Linked DNA regions of Homo sapiens: region 1 is linked to region 2. Evidence: chromatin contacts called from ENCODE Hi-C or POLR2A ChIA-PET data. All regions are on one chromosome and are shown on one strand. The core of a region is the stretch at or near the end of the contact, and the rest is flanking DNA. Distances in the headings are between cores, read along the strand shown. Region 1 has its middle 110 kb from the start of MSTN. Region 2 overlaps PMS1 (PMS1 homolog 1, mismatch repair system component).

The links. Hi-C counts contacts between places; a loop is a spot of excess contacts on that map. ChIA-PET counts read pairs that join two places held with the same protein, here RNA polymerase II (POLR2A). Pooled maps may share reads with other maps.
Region 1: a pooled map shows a loop between it and region 2 (3-fold over the local background). The contact joins two enhancer-like sites. A Hi-C loop is called at or near these places in 5 of 37 single-sample maps with no recorded cell type and 3 of 50 pooled maps. POLR2A ChIA-PET finds 5 or more read pairs at or near these places in 3 of 52 experiments (H1, OCI-LY7 and activated B cell).

The regions. Positions count from the first base shown.
Region 1 is chr2:189,947,192-189,954,303 of GRCh38, reverse strand. It overlaps a transcript of AKAP19 not described here. Among named protein-coding and RNA genes, the nearest start is that of MSTN, 110 kb to the left of the region's middle. RefSeq lists an enhancer at 1,085-1,154. Within about 2 kb of position 1,508, at least 3 of the 41 ENCODE cell types and tissues checked have a DNase peak (open chromatin) inside an H3K27ac peak, as active enhancers do.
Region 2 is chr2:189,873,826-189,880,758 of GRCh38, reverse strand. It overlaps PMS1 (PMS1 homolog 1, mismatch repair system component), which reads right to left. Exons shown (of 13, transcript NM_000534.5): 13 at 3,130-3,487. The coding sequence ends at 3,323. It also overlaps a transcript of AKAP19 not described here. Among named protein-coding and RNA genes, the nearest start is that of PMS1, 93 kb to the right of the region's middle. Within about 2 kb of position 5,683, at least 2 of the 41 ENCODE cell types and tissues checked have a DNase peak (open chromatin) inside an H3K27ac peak, as active enhancers do.

The DNA of each region.
Region 1 (7,112 bases), core at 259-2,758, 78 kb before region 2:
ATGCAAATTTATCATAATGCCACTTAGAATCTATTGTGTAAGGATGTGGATGCATTAAACAATTTTCTTATGAGAAAATAGCTGTTTTCTTATAATCTGATAAAGTAGGTGTGCCACTTGTTTATACCAACAGGGTAAGAAAAAAGACTTGCGGAATGTTTCTTTGAGAAATACCTGATCTGGATTGTATCTCTTTCCTTCTCTTTCTCCTTCTCTTGCCTTCCCACTGACAGGGATTCCCCAACCTTGATGTTCATTTTACTACTACATCTTCACTTGACCTGTCTGGCTCAACATACATCCTCATCTCTTTCAACTATCAGCTTGACTTCTTTTCTCTCTGACAATGTTTTCATGTTGGCAATACCCTTGCAGGCTTCATTCATTCATTCAATCAATATCATAAACAATAAACAAACAAAAGATGCAGCTTAGTGGTTAAGAGGTGGACTCCAATGCCAGACAGCTTAAGTTTGTATCTTGGTTCTACCAGCTGTTAGCCATTAGAACTTGGGAAAATCACTTAACTTACGTGCATCAATTTCCTCATCTGTAAAAATGAGGTGATATTGATACTGTACTAACAATATCACCTCATAGATTGTTGGGAGAAATGAATGAATCAATATATCTAAAAGTCTTTGTTTTTTTTTTTTTTTTTTTTTTTTTGAGATGGAGTTTCACTCTTGTCACCCAGGCTGGAGTGCAATGGTGCAATCTGGGCTCACTGCAACTTCCGCCTCCAAGGTTCAAGAGATTCTCCTGCCTCAGCCTCCTGAGTAGCTGGGATTACAGGCATGCACCACCATGCCTGGCTAATTTTGTATTTTCAGCAGAGACAGGGTTTCACCATGTTGGCCAGGCTGGTCTCAAACTCCTGACCTAGGTGATCTGCCCATCTTGGCCTCCCAAAGTGCTGGGATTACAGGTGTGAGCCACCATGCCCGGCCTATATCTAAAAGTCTTATAACAGTGCTCAATATGTACTAAGAATCATATAACTGTCAGCTGATTTTATTATTAATCTTATTATTATCATTATTTGAGCACCTATATGCCAACCACTCTACTACATATTCGGATTATATTAGTGAACTCGACGGACAAGGCCTTGAGTAAAGCCCTTTTAGATGCAGCCTGTCCCCACTTTCCCTATTGCAGACTTGTAAGTGGGCCCTGAACAAAAATCTGGCCAGGGATGTTATCACATTTAACAATAGGCACCAAAATTACTAAACCAGCAAGAAAAGACACAATCCCTACAACTGGCATAGATAACAAAAGCCACCTGACCTCCTATTTTTAATTTCTGTTGATATTACCATAATCTTGTTCTGTTTTGTTTAACTCTAGTTCTCACTTCCCCCTTTCCATCACTACAGTCTGCAATTTTCAAGTCCTAAATGAGTGTAACTGAAAGTAACTTATTTACAAAGAAGATTCATGATCATTATAGTTATATAAGAACCAATTCATTAAATAGCCAAAATAAAAAGGAAACACCCTCAGACTATACATTCAAAGTTATCGAAGATGTGATCAAAAAATAAGTAGAAGTTCTTAAAAGGATACGTCACATGTAATTCTCCTACAGTTGCACACAGTAAGTGCAGTAGAAGTATCCTGTTTCAAAATGATCATAAAAGCAACTGTAACAGAATATTTTTAGATATTGAAACGTTGATCTTTTTACTCCCCATTGTTAACTTTCTTTTACCATTTCTCCTAATTTATAAATATTGTTCTCATATAGGAGAACAGATAAAACCTAAAATAAAAGAGCTAAATTCTTGCTTAGAATTCCAAAATAAGATCTTCATAATATGACTTCTATTTCTAAGATCTAGGTACTCATTCAAGGAGAAAAAAAAAATGATATGATTTTGTTTCAGTTCCAAAAAGGTCTGGTTTGGAAGACTGGAAGCTCAAGCTGTGTGAAGTACCATTGACCAGCTTAAGGCAGGAGACGAAATAAGCCCCTTTCTTGTATAGGGGAGGAAAAACTTTCTTCTACCCTCTTAGGTTCTGTGGCTGGGCCTGAGAATTAAACTAACATAAGACAGAGTAACAGGGAAAAAGCATACAAGTTTTATTTAATATTTTTACATGCATGGGAGCCCTCATAAGGAAAATGAATGTCTGAAAAAGCAGTTAGGCTCAAAAGTGTGTATACCTTTTAAAACAAAGAATGATAAATTGTGAGGATACAAGACAAAGGGTATTAGGCTAGGGGCAGTACATTGTGAGGCAGTGACCAGGAAATATATGGGGGAAACCAGTGGAAGATAAGGATTGTTTTCAGTTTGTGTAGTTTGTTTGTTTAGTTCTCTTTTGGCAGTAACTCCCAGTCTCCAGTGTTAAGAATGTTCTTCTATTCCTGGTTCAGGAAGAACACTTTTCTCATGGGAAATTTTATAACCTGCTTTTAGATAAGAACATTTGAGAGGTCACAGAGTTCTTCCTGCATTTGCTATTTCTCGAGTGCCTTCAGCTCAAAATAATTCTTATGCCAGAGTGACATATTTTGGGGTGGCATATTCTGATCTCCTATACTTGCCTTCAGCAAATGCTATTCTAAAACGAAGATGAGCTAAATGATTCTCTAACTTTAGACTTTTAGGTATTGGAAGAGTGAAGAAATATTTTTAGGACAATGAAAATAGGTAATGGCTATTGTGTTGACCCATACCTCTACTTCCTTATTTGAAAGCTTTAGATTTGGCTTTCAAAGTACTTAAAGCATTTACCAACTGATGAAAGGGAAGAAAACAGTGCCACAAAGATACTGAAGAGGAAGATTCAGCTGGGCGCAGTGGCTTACATCTATAATCCCAGCACTTTGGAAGGCCAAGGTGGGCGGATTACTTGGTGTCAGGAGTTCGAGACCAGCCCTGGCCAACATGGTGAAACCCCGTCTCTACCAAAAATACAAAAATTAGCCGGGTGCGCTGGCACATGCCTGTAATCCCAGCTACTTGGGAGGCTGAGGCAGGAGTATTGCTTGAACCTGGGAGGTGGAGGTTGCAGTGAGCCAAGATCGCATCATTGCACTCCAGCCTGGGGGAAGATGCAAGACTCTGTCTCAAAAAAAAAAAAAAAAAAAAAAAAAGGAGGATTCAGAGAACTAAACTAAGGTTTCTTCTATTGAAGTAGAGGGAAAAAACCTAATACTGGTACTAGGAAGTCTGATTTGATTGTCACAACAGAATGGTGGAAGAGGTCTGAGGTAATACCTCCAAACCCAACCCCAAAACTTCCCTTATCTCCAGGAAAGTGCAGAAACGATCCAGAAAAATTCCCCATATTCTGCTACTACCCCCACCCCAACCCTCCAGGCATGAAAGAAAGTTGAAAATTAAGTCAGTACACTAGCCAGGGATTTATTCTAATAACAGGGATAGAGAGCCAAATGGCAAAGGTTGGTAAGTGGGCAGCCCTAAACCAAGAAGGGACCTAGTTAACAGGAGGAAATAGTTGAGATCTCAATCCTTTTCTCAATGGCAGGACAAGATGTAAAGTCTTTGGGGGAACTTAAGTCATTAGTGGGAAGAAAAGTAATGTAAAATAGAGGAGAACTCTATGTATTTATATACATAGGCAATATACTTATCTCTCATATCTACATGTCTTGGAATATTTGTTTATGTAGTGTGATGACTTTAGAAAATATAAACAAAGGCTAGCTTTTAAAAGTAATAATTAAGATGTAAATTGTTGCTCTTTGGTGGTCTTCCTTAATCTTTTTCAGACCCTGAAGGCTTTCTACCATTAGCCCCTCTCTTACTTTCAGCAAAGGTGACACTAAAGACTAAGATAAGCCTGGTCTGAAGGTAGAGACTTATCCTAATCCTAATTGACTCTTCACAATCAGTTAACAGATTGAACTCCTTATTCTTCTCTTGCTCCCATGTTCACTACTGCACCTAAGGTTCATTACCTAACCTTAAAAAAAAAAACAAAAAAAAAAAACAAAAAAGGCTGGGCGCCATGGCTCACGCCTGTACTCCCAGCACTTTGGGAGGCTGAGGCAGGCGGATCATCTGAGGTTAGGAGTTCGAGACCAGCCTGGCCAACATGGTGAAACCCCATCTCTACTAAAAATACAAAAATTAGCCGGGCATCATGGCAGGCACCTGTAATCCCAGCTACTTGGGATGCTGAGGCAGGAGAATCACTTGAATCTGGGAGATGGAAGTTGCAGTGAGCTGAGATCTTGCCATTGCACTCCAGCCTGGGGACAAGAGCGAGACTTCATCTCAAAAAAAAAAAAAAAAACCCAAAACCAAAAAACTAAGATAACATGATTGATTCTGTAACTTTAGACTTTCAAACCTTGGAAGAGTTACATTTCAGGACACTTAAAAGTAGGTAACAGGCCAGGCGTGGTGGCTCACGTCTGTAATCCCAGCACTTTGGGAGGTCGAGGCAGGTAGATCACGAGGTCAAGAGATTGACACCATCCTGGACAACATGGTGAAACCCCATCTCTACTAAAAGTACAAAAATTGGTTGGGCATGGTGGCATGCACCTGTAGTCCCAGCTACTCGTGAGGCTGAGGCAGGAGAATCACTTTAACCCGGGAGGCGGAGGTTGCAGTGAGCCGAGATTGTGCCACTGCACTCCAGCCTGGTGAGAGTGAGACTCATCTCTAAAAAAAAAAAAAAAAAAAAAGAAAGAAAAAGTAGGTAACAACTATTGGGTTTACCTATGCATACATAATTGACCCTTGAATAACACAGATTTGAACTGTGTAGATCCACTTATATCTGGATTTCTTTTTTCCTTTTTTTTTTTCTTTTTTTGAGACAGAGACTCTGTCACCCAGGCTGGAGTGCAGTAGCCTGATCCCAGCTCACTGTAACCTCAGCCTCCTGAGTAGCTTGGATTACAGGTGCCCGCCACTGTGCCTGGCTAATAGAGATGAGGTTTCACCATCTTGGTCAGGCTAGTTTTGAACTCCTGACCTCGTGATCCACTCGCCTTGGCCTCCCAAAGTGCTGGGATTACAGGTGTGAGCCATCGCGCCCGGCTTTTTTTCTCAATAAAAACAGTCAGCACTCCACATCTACGGGTTCTGCATCTGCAACTGAAGGCAGATGGAAAATGAGGTATTTGTCTGATGTGAAACCCGCAGATACTGAGGGCCGGCTTTTTGTATACTTGGTTTTCACAGGATTGTGGGACTTGAGTATGCAAAGATTTTGCTGTCTGCTGGGAGGTGGGGGATGCCCTGGAACCAATCCTCATTGTGAATACTGAGGGACAACTGTATTTTCCTACTTCCTAGATTAGGCCTTCAAAGTACTTTAAGCGTTTAGCAAAGGATTAAGAGTTAAATGTAAAATAAAACCACATAAGAACTAGAAAAACAAAACAAAAATCACAAAAGAACTTAAAAAAAAAAGTTTAAATACCTACATAATCTTGAGGTGAAAGGTCTTTCTAAGCTGAATACCAAAACATATAAATAAGAAAAAAAAATGATTTTACTAAATAAAAATTGAAAATTTGTATGACAGGAAAAAAGTACCACAAATAAGTGTCACAGGACTTTGTTATGTATACGCTATATATATGTTGACATGTTATGTATGTCTGACATAAAAGAACACTTAAAAATAAGCTAAAAAATTAAGACCCTAATAGAAAAAGTCATAAGGCAATTGATAAAGTGGCGCTATAAGTTTAATGTAGTAACATAGACAGACATGGTCCTACCATGTTTATGGGGGTGGATGTACATACATTGTTAAAAAATAGAGCCTAGAAGAGACAGACTGAAATGTTCACAGTGGGTAATGCAGGGGAGCAAAACTGTGGGTAATTTTTATTTTGTTCTCCAAATTGCCTGAAGTTTTTCAGGGAGGTACACGTTACTGTACTAAGGAAAAAACTATTTTTTAAAAAGCTAAGTGTAAAAATTAAATGCAAAAAAAACAGGCATATGTCCTCTAAGCTAAACAGAGACAAAGAAAATTATTCTTCTCATCTGAATCTCATTTTCAGAATCTGTAACAAGGCTTGGTAAAAATGATTTTTAATATTTGTGAATTAATTTTTTGACCCTCTAAGAAGTTAAAATGAATTAATTTCTTTCTTATTAACTTTCAGAATACCATTTGCTAGTACATGAAGAATGCTATACATTTTTAATTCTCCCAACATATAGAAATTAAGTCAACATTAATAAAGTAATTAGTACACTGCCTACAATGTACTTACCGCTGTGATAAGTCTCACAGGAGGTAAACAAATGTACTTATTATACGTTAAATATTTCATGATTCAAATTTTCCACCAAGTTAGACTGGCATAGCCCAACACTGATGATGAATTTGGTAAAGCTGTTTGTCAAGAATCTTAGTAACATAAACCTATTGCTTCAAATTTCCATGTAACAAAAAGATAATATTATTGGTCTGCCATCAACAAAGTATGTGCTTTTGAATAATAGGTTTATTCTTCACATAGATTTGAAAACTCTGGTTAGAATCGGAAATCACTAAAAGTCAGCTAGAGTGGTTAGAATTAGAAATCACCAAGAGTAATCTATATGGGTTACAGATTTAACCCATATAAGGTTAATCCATACATAATCCATATAGGGTTAAATATATTATTATCACTTAATAATGATGATGATATACAACTTTTTTTGAGTGTTTATGTTCCATGTACCATGCTAAATAATTATTATCATCATTTAATTGCCGAGGAAATTTAAGCTTAGAGATTATGCAGCTAGCCCAAGATCACATCCAGTATTGGGATTCAAACCTGCATCTTTCTGGTGACAAAGTGTCATTATTGCCTTTTCATTAAATATTTTATAAATTTAGTTACTAGTGCTAGAATAAATGGAAATAATTTAAGCACTAGTGAAATAGTTTAAAATTGTATACTTATAAAAATGATTTGACTACCTAATAATCCATGTATGAAAACTATTCAGTGCCAACGATGTGAAAAAATATAAAATAGCCATATATCAAGCCAAAGAAATGGGTGGGTTATTTCCATTCTTTTATGTGCAAATGGAATAGGATGGAAATTAAGAGAGCAAACTGATCTTCTTTCTGTTACTAGTTCTTCATATGGGCTAAAACGAAAA
Region 2 (6,933 bases), core at 4,434-6,933:
TGTAAAGAGTGTGAAACAAAAATAAAAACTTGGGACCCAATTCACTATGCCAAAAGGAAAAAATTAAGCTGAAAGCTGAGTCATCCAAGAAACTGCCCTTCCTTTGTTCCTAAGCAGATAGCTACAGATAAAAGGTTAAACATCTCACAGTATCTTACGTGAAGTGTGAATTTACTGAGCGTCAGACAATACACTGACTATTCCTTTACCTGCTCCTTTTCTCTTGCAACATGTGGATTCAGTAATGTGACCATATCCTCCCTCCTTCCCTTCCAGCCTGCCTTTCACCATTAAATAGCTCTCAAAATCATCTTTGGAGAAAGGCATACAGACCTGTCTCCCGGGTATGTCCTTAATTTTGACAAAATAAACTTCTAAATTTATTGAGACCTATCTCAGATGCTTTTTGGTTTGCAAAAGTTAAATCTATTTTTGGTTTTCAGTGTAGACCCAAGCCCAAGTTTATTTAGTGGCTTCTGCTCCCTCCTGCCCTCAAAAAAACCACCAAAAAATGCTGGAGGAAGCTTGCAGACATAAGAACATAAGATGAAAATAAAACAGGTAAGAATTTGGAGAGGGAAAAGTGGCTCCTATTTACACTTTTAGTTGAGAAATGCGGGCTGTGCTGGGTTGGGTTGCAATTCCTACAAACTGAGCCACAAAATCTGGATAAAATCACAGAGAATCACGTAGCCAATGAAAGTAACAAAAATCCGTTCATCTGAATACAGGTCTAACATTTTTCGATAAGTTAAATATCTAAAACCTCCTAGGTCTGGCCAGACCATAGATGGCTACCTTCTCAGCAACATGTTCAAGAGGGGCCTGCAGGTCTGACTTCCGTAGGGTTTTGGGTCAGCCCTGTGGCTATAGCGAAGGCTGGGATCCTAAGCAACATACTTGGGTGTAAAGAGCACTTTAGAACTCATACCTTAAAAGTCCTTCTCCCAGGCCAAGGGCTCTGGCAACCCAGCCTAAAGAGGCAAATGGGTAACTTGGGGTGAAGCTTTCCTTTTCCTTCGGATCTCCTCGCCTCGCCCTTAATTCCGGGTAAGCCTCCCAGGCCGCAGCAGCCGTTACCTCCATTCTGGGAGCCAGCGCTTCCCTGTCGCCGCTCCCAGCTTCAGCATTTGGTCCCGCGGGTGGTGCTGGGGCTGTTGTAAGGACTTGTGGAGGATGGGAGCGCTGCGGAAGATTGCCGGGCTTCTGCGTGGTTGCTAGGCTTCCCTTAGCCTCGTCAACCAGGATTGGTCCGTGGGGCAACGCTAGACCCTCACCTGAAGCCCATTCCTGTTCACGCCAGTCTGCTACTCCAGTCACCGTTAGGAAAACGTTGCCGGCCAGGCGCGGTGGGTAATCCCAGCACTTTGGGAGGCTGAGGCGGGGCAATCGCTTGAGGTCAGGACCTCCAGACCAGCCTGGCCAACATGGTGAAACCCCGTCTCTACCAAAAAATACAAAATTTAGCGGGACGTGGTGGCGGGTGGCGGGCGCCTGTAATCCCAGCTACTCGGGGGAGGCTGAGGCAGGAGAATCGTTTGAACCTGGGAGCCGGAGGTTGCAGGAAGCCAACGCCCCACTGCACTCTAGCTTGGGCGACAAAGCGAGACTCTTGTCTCAAAAAAAAAGTTGCATCCTAAAGTTGATTTACTCCAGCATTCGTTAAAGTGGTGTCAGGGAGTGTTTTATACTCCCTAACTACCTATGTTTAGTTGACCCAAATAACTCTTTAGGGCCCATTTCTCATGGCAGGCAGTATAATGGTGGTTAAGAACAGGAGCTCTGGGATTAGAATCTCAACAGTAACTACAAATTTAAATTCGCTGTGAACATTAAATGAGATTAGCCAAGGTAAGTGCTTAACCTGTCTAGCAAATAAGTGGTAAATACCTACTGCCATTCCTACCAACCTGCTTTGACACAATTCATAACTGGTGAGAAATGAGTTTCTTCATCTACAAGATAGTTGTAAGACCAGTACAGACTATATTGGCTAAAAAATGAGTCTACAGTTTTACTTACGGTGAGTGCAAATGTATGATGCAAATTTCATCTTTGATAGCTTCTGTGAGCCTCTCTTCCCTCAGTTTACCCAGTTAATTTAAAAGGATTACTCCCAGAAAGCTCTCCCAGAGCAGGACCTCACATTTATAAAAGGGGAAATGGAGAGTCAGGGGAAGCAGTATTTTGGGTCATGCAAAATAGGATGATATTGGCAGAAGAAAAGGCAGAATCCAGGTTTCACAATTTGTACTTAACACAAGGATCTTAGGAATTTAAAGATGATCTTTGAGAGTTATGGGAGATGGTGTGAGTGTGGGGACATCGTATCCAGAATAACATGTCTTATTTTACACAACAAATATGTTCATTAAAAATCATGTTTCAACTTTTTATAAAGGTATTTTGGTGCACTGTGGGACCTGGTTTTTGAAAGGGCATATGTACAATAGATAATTTTCACCTAATGGCCCGGTGTGGCGGCTCATACCTGTAATCCCAGCACTTTGGGAGGCTGAGGTGGATGGATCACCTGAGGTCAGGAGTTCGAGACCAGCCTGGCCAACATGGTGAAACCCCATCTCTACTAAAAATACAAAAATTAGCCAGGTGTGGGGTGGACGGCTGTAATCCCAGTTACGGGAGGCTGAGGCAAGAGAATCGCTTGAACCTGGGAAGTGGAGGTTGCAGTGAGCCAAGACTGTGCCATTGCACTCCAGCCTGGGTGACAAGAGCGAGAGTCTTAAAAAAAAAAAAATTCCCCTAAGTTTTCTGTTAAAAATCTAGGTCTTCCCATGTATTCCAACAAAAGTTGACCCCCAAATCCAATAATTACCATATAATAAAGAGACAGCAACATCTAATCTGTTACCCCCTAAATTGAAGTTAAAGGAAGGATTTCTGGTTTTCTTCTTCCTCTAAACTTCGTTTTCTCATTTTCTCCCACTCTGACTCTCCATTGTACTTTAAAAAATATTGACACTGTTTGTCAGATATGCCAGTATGTGTGATGTTTGATTTCTCCCTGCACAGAGGACCTAGTAAATAACCACCCAAAAATACTACCTATTTTCCAATTTTGAGCCTACAACTCATAATTATGATGATGGTTGGTTCTTGAGAATCAAATGAATAGTCTATATTAGTTTATTTACGTTTTCTACAATACGTGGAACTTTTTTCAATATAAAAACAAGTCAGTGAATCCTCATTTAAAAAATAACCATGTGACACATAATACAAAGATAATTTAAAACCAGACTCATGCTGTTTTATGACAGAACCAATTTCAATGGTAACTAATCTTCTTAAACATATTTAATCATGTAGTTTCTGGAAGATAGGTTAAATGATGAAAAAATGGGCGACCATGAACACACTCTTTAATTTCATTTCCAAACTGGTGCTTCATTCTGTAGATAATGTCTTGGATGTCCTCTTTTGATAAGTACATGGGTAATTGTCTGGATAGACGCACTGCTTCTCCCTGTCCAAAGGGAAAGTCACACATTTTACCATGATATACCCTGAAGCTGAAAACATGTTATCCTGGCAAAAAGGAAGACAGAATCTTGATTATTTTCATTTTATGAATTCACTCAACAAATATTTATTAAGTATCAACTATGTTGTCAGCTCTCGGGATGTAGTGGTGAACCAAAAAACAAGACTTGCTCTTGTGCAATTTACATTCTAGTGCAGAGAAACAGAAAACAGACAAAAGACAGAACATTTTAGTCAATAAATAATGCGTAAAATTAAACTGGGCCACATGATAGAGTGATTGTAGAGTTGGAAAAAGATTACTTGAGGAGATGACTTTAAGCTTGAATTTAAATAAGGAACCAGGCTGGGTGCAGTGGCTCAGGCCTGTAATCTCAACACTTTGGGAGACAAGGCAGGAGAACTGCTTGAGGCCAGGAGTTCGAGACCAGCCTGGGCAACACAGTGAGACCCAGTCTCCACAAAAAAAAAAAAAAAAAAAAAAGTGGGCACGGTGGGGCATGCCTGTAGTCCCAGCTACATGGGAGGCCGAGGCAGGAGGATCACTTGAGCCTGAAGGTCAAGACTGCAGTGAGCTGTGATCATGCCACTGCCCTCCAGCTTTTGAGCAAGACCTTGTCTCAAAATAAATAAATAAAAATTAATAAATAAGAAACCTTAATGGAAAGATCATGGGCAAAGAAAAGCATCTCACGCAGACAGAAGAGAAAGAACTAAATGTTCAGTGTGGGTGCATCATAGTTGTTAAAAAAAAGAGGAACAAGAAAAGGAAATTAGGCAGAGGCCAGATCACCCTCTAGGACAGGGTGAGGAATTGGTGTTTTGATTTACCCTTGGACAAATTCTACTGAGCATCGTTGAGTCATAAAACTGTCCTGGCTGGATCCAATACAAATGTTAACTCTTAAGATCCCTCAGTGACACCTGGAAATCTTCTTATTCCTCTCTAATTAACCTTCTCTTATAGTACCTACAGCTCTTATTTTCAGATCTTTGTTACTGTACTAAAATTACCAACTCCTTCCCACAACCCCTCCACTCTCAGCAGGTAACTTCTACTCTTTCACCACATATATCAACATGACTTCTCTCAAGTTCCCCTAAAATTTCACAGGTTCTAATGATTAAGAAATTTTTTTTTAAAGTTTACGTAAAAATATTATTTTCATTTTTCCCCTTTTCTGTTTTCTGCTCTTGATTCAGTTTCTTCTTTCTAAACCTTAAATTCATATCCTATCTTCCCTCTTGCCTTTTGGGGAACATTTCCCCTGCAATTTTTTTTTTTTTTTTTTTTTTTTTGAGACAGAGTCTAGCTCTATCGCCCAGGCTGGAGTGCAGTGTGCGTCCTCAGCTCACTCCAACTTCCACCTCCTGGGTTCAAGCAGTTCTCCTGCCTCACTCAGCCTCCTGAGTAGCTGGGATTACAGGTGCGCACCACCACACCTGGCTAAATTTTGTATTTTTGGTAGAGACGGGACTTCACCATGTTGGCCAGGCTAGTCTCAAACTCCTGATCTCAGGTGATTCACTCACCTCAGCCTCCCAAAGTGCTGGGATTACAGGCATGAGCCAGTAAGCCTGGCCTCCTCTGCAATTTTTTATTGTCAGTCTTCCACCAGTTCAACACAGACATGTTTAACATACTCTTTCCTTCCTTTCACTATTCACTATCATACGACTTGCTGCCTACTTTTCCACTACTACACTCTTTAACTACTGGCAAATGTCGTCTATTCCTACCACAGCAGACCCTTGAACAACACTGGTTTTAACTGTGTGGGTCCACTTATACATGGATGTTTTTCCGACCCCAACTGTGATAGAAAATACAGTACCATGGGATGCGAAATCCATATATACGGAGGGCCAACTTTTCATATATGTGGGTTCTGGAGGGCTGACTGCAGGACTTAAGCATGCCTGGATTTTAGTATCCACAGGTGGTGCTGGAACCAATCCACTGAGTATATACAAGGACAATTGTACTTTGCCATTACGATTCTCTTCAAGGTTACCAATGTCATCTAGTAGCCATATCTGATAGTCTTCTAGCAATTATTACCCTATACAGAACATGATACTACTTATTCTTAAATTTACTTCCTTCCTTGACTTTTACATCCACCCCTCTCTTGGTTCTCCTTTCACTTTCCTTTCTCTCTGATTCATCTTATTGACCTTAAATGGAAGCATCCCCGTGGTTTAAGTTCTCTCTTTTTTTTTCCTAGCCCATTTTTCTTAACACTTATACCACTATTACCTTAACATACTGAAAGGTAAAGTATTAGCAAAAAAATATTTAAAACCAGTCCCAATTTACTTTATTCCTGTTATTTCTGAACTCTTATTTCTCCCCACATGGTTCTTCCAACCCACAGCTCCCTCAACCTTTAAGTTCATACTAACTCTTTCACAAGAAAATATTCCCTTGAAGTCTCTAGAAACTATCAATGTTAAGCTACCCGCACAATAGGCTGGGAATTTCCACATGACAAAGTTCCTAAAGGATTCACAGAACATTACTGAATACATTCTTCAGAAGGTTTAACAAGCAGACTTTCCTGTTAAGGAAGTCCGACCTTCAGAATACAGCAGGCACACTACCAACTGTAAACAAAAATGGCTCATTTTTAAAAAGGGAGAAAAACTTCATTAGAGTTCAGGTTTGTTTTTTAAATAATACCAATCTTGAGGGATATCTAGAACAAGATATATAGATGGAAACACTATTGTTTTCCTGCTACTATCTTATATTTTAAAGTTTATAACCTTCCTTAATCCTTTTCTTTTAACCCACTCTTACATTTCTCTTTTGTGGTGAATACTGTCACAAAAATGAAAATTTCCGCTTATTCAAAGATTCCCATCTTTCACTTTCCTTCCCTTCTACTCCTCTTGATGAGATCAGGACTTAGAATTATATTACAATACTTTTTAGACAAGTATGTAATATAAAGGTAGCATTAGTTTAAACCCCTTCTGAGGGGATTATTTATGAAATGTTTTTAAAAAAGAACTTCACTGCAAAATATCTCATTTATAAAGTCTTTCCTCAATATGTACCCAAGAAAATGTTATGGTAAGAATCCATGATAGAGTTTACCACAGTCAGTCTATGATGTGAAACTTAATAGAGTGTTCTTTTTTTTTTTAATAGTGTTCTTCTTGCAAATACATAATAAAACTTACAGATAATATTCTACTATTTGGAAATAATTTACTATTTTAAGAAATAAGTATCTTAAAGTCTGGCCAATCTATAATACCTCTATATATAGAATCAGCAGCAGTCCCCAAGCTTTTTGGCACCAGGGACCGGTTTTGTGGAAGAGTTTTTCCAGTTGGCGGGTGGGGATGGTTTCAGGAAATTGTTCCACAAGAAGTGCACAACCTCGATCCCTCGCATACACAGTTCACAATAGGGTTTGT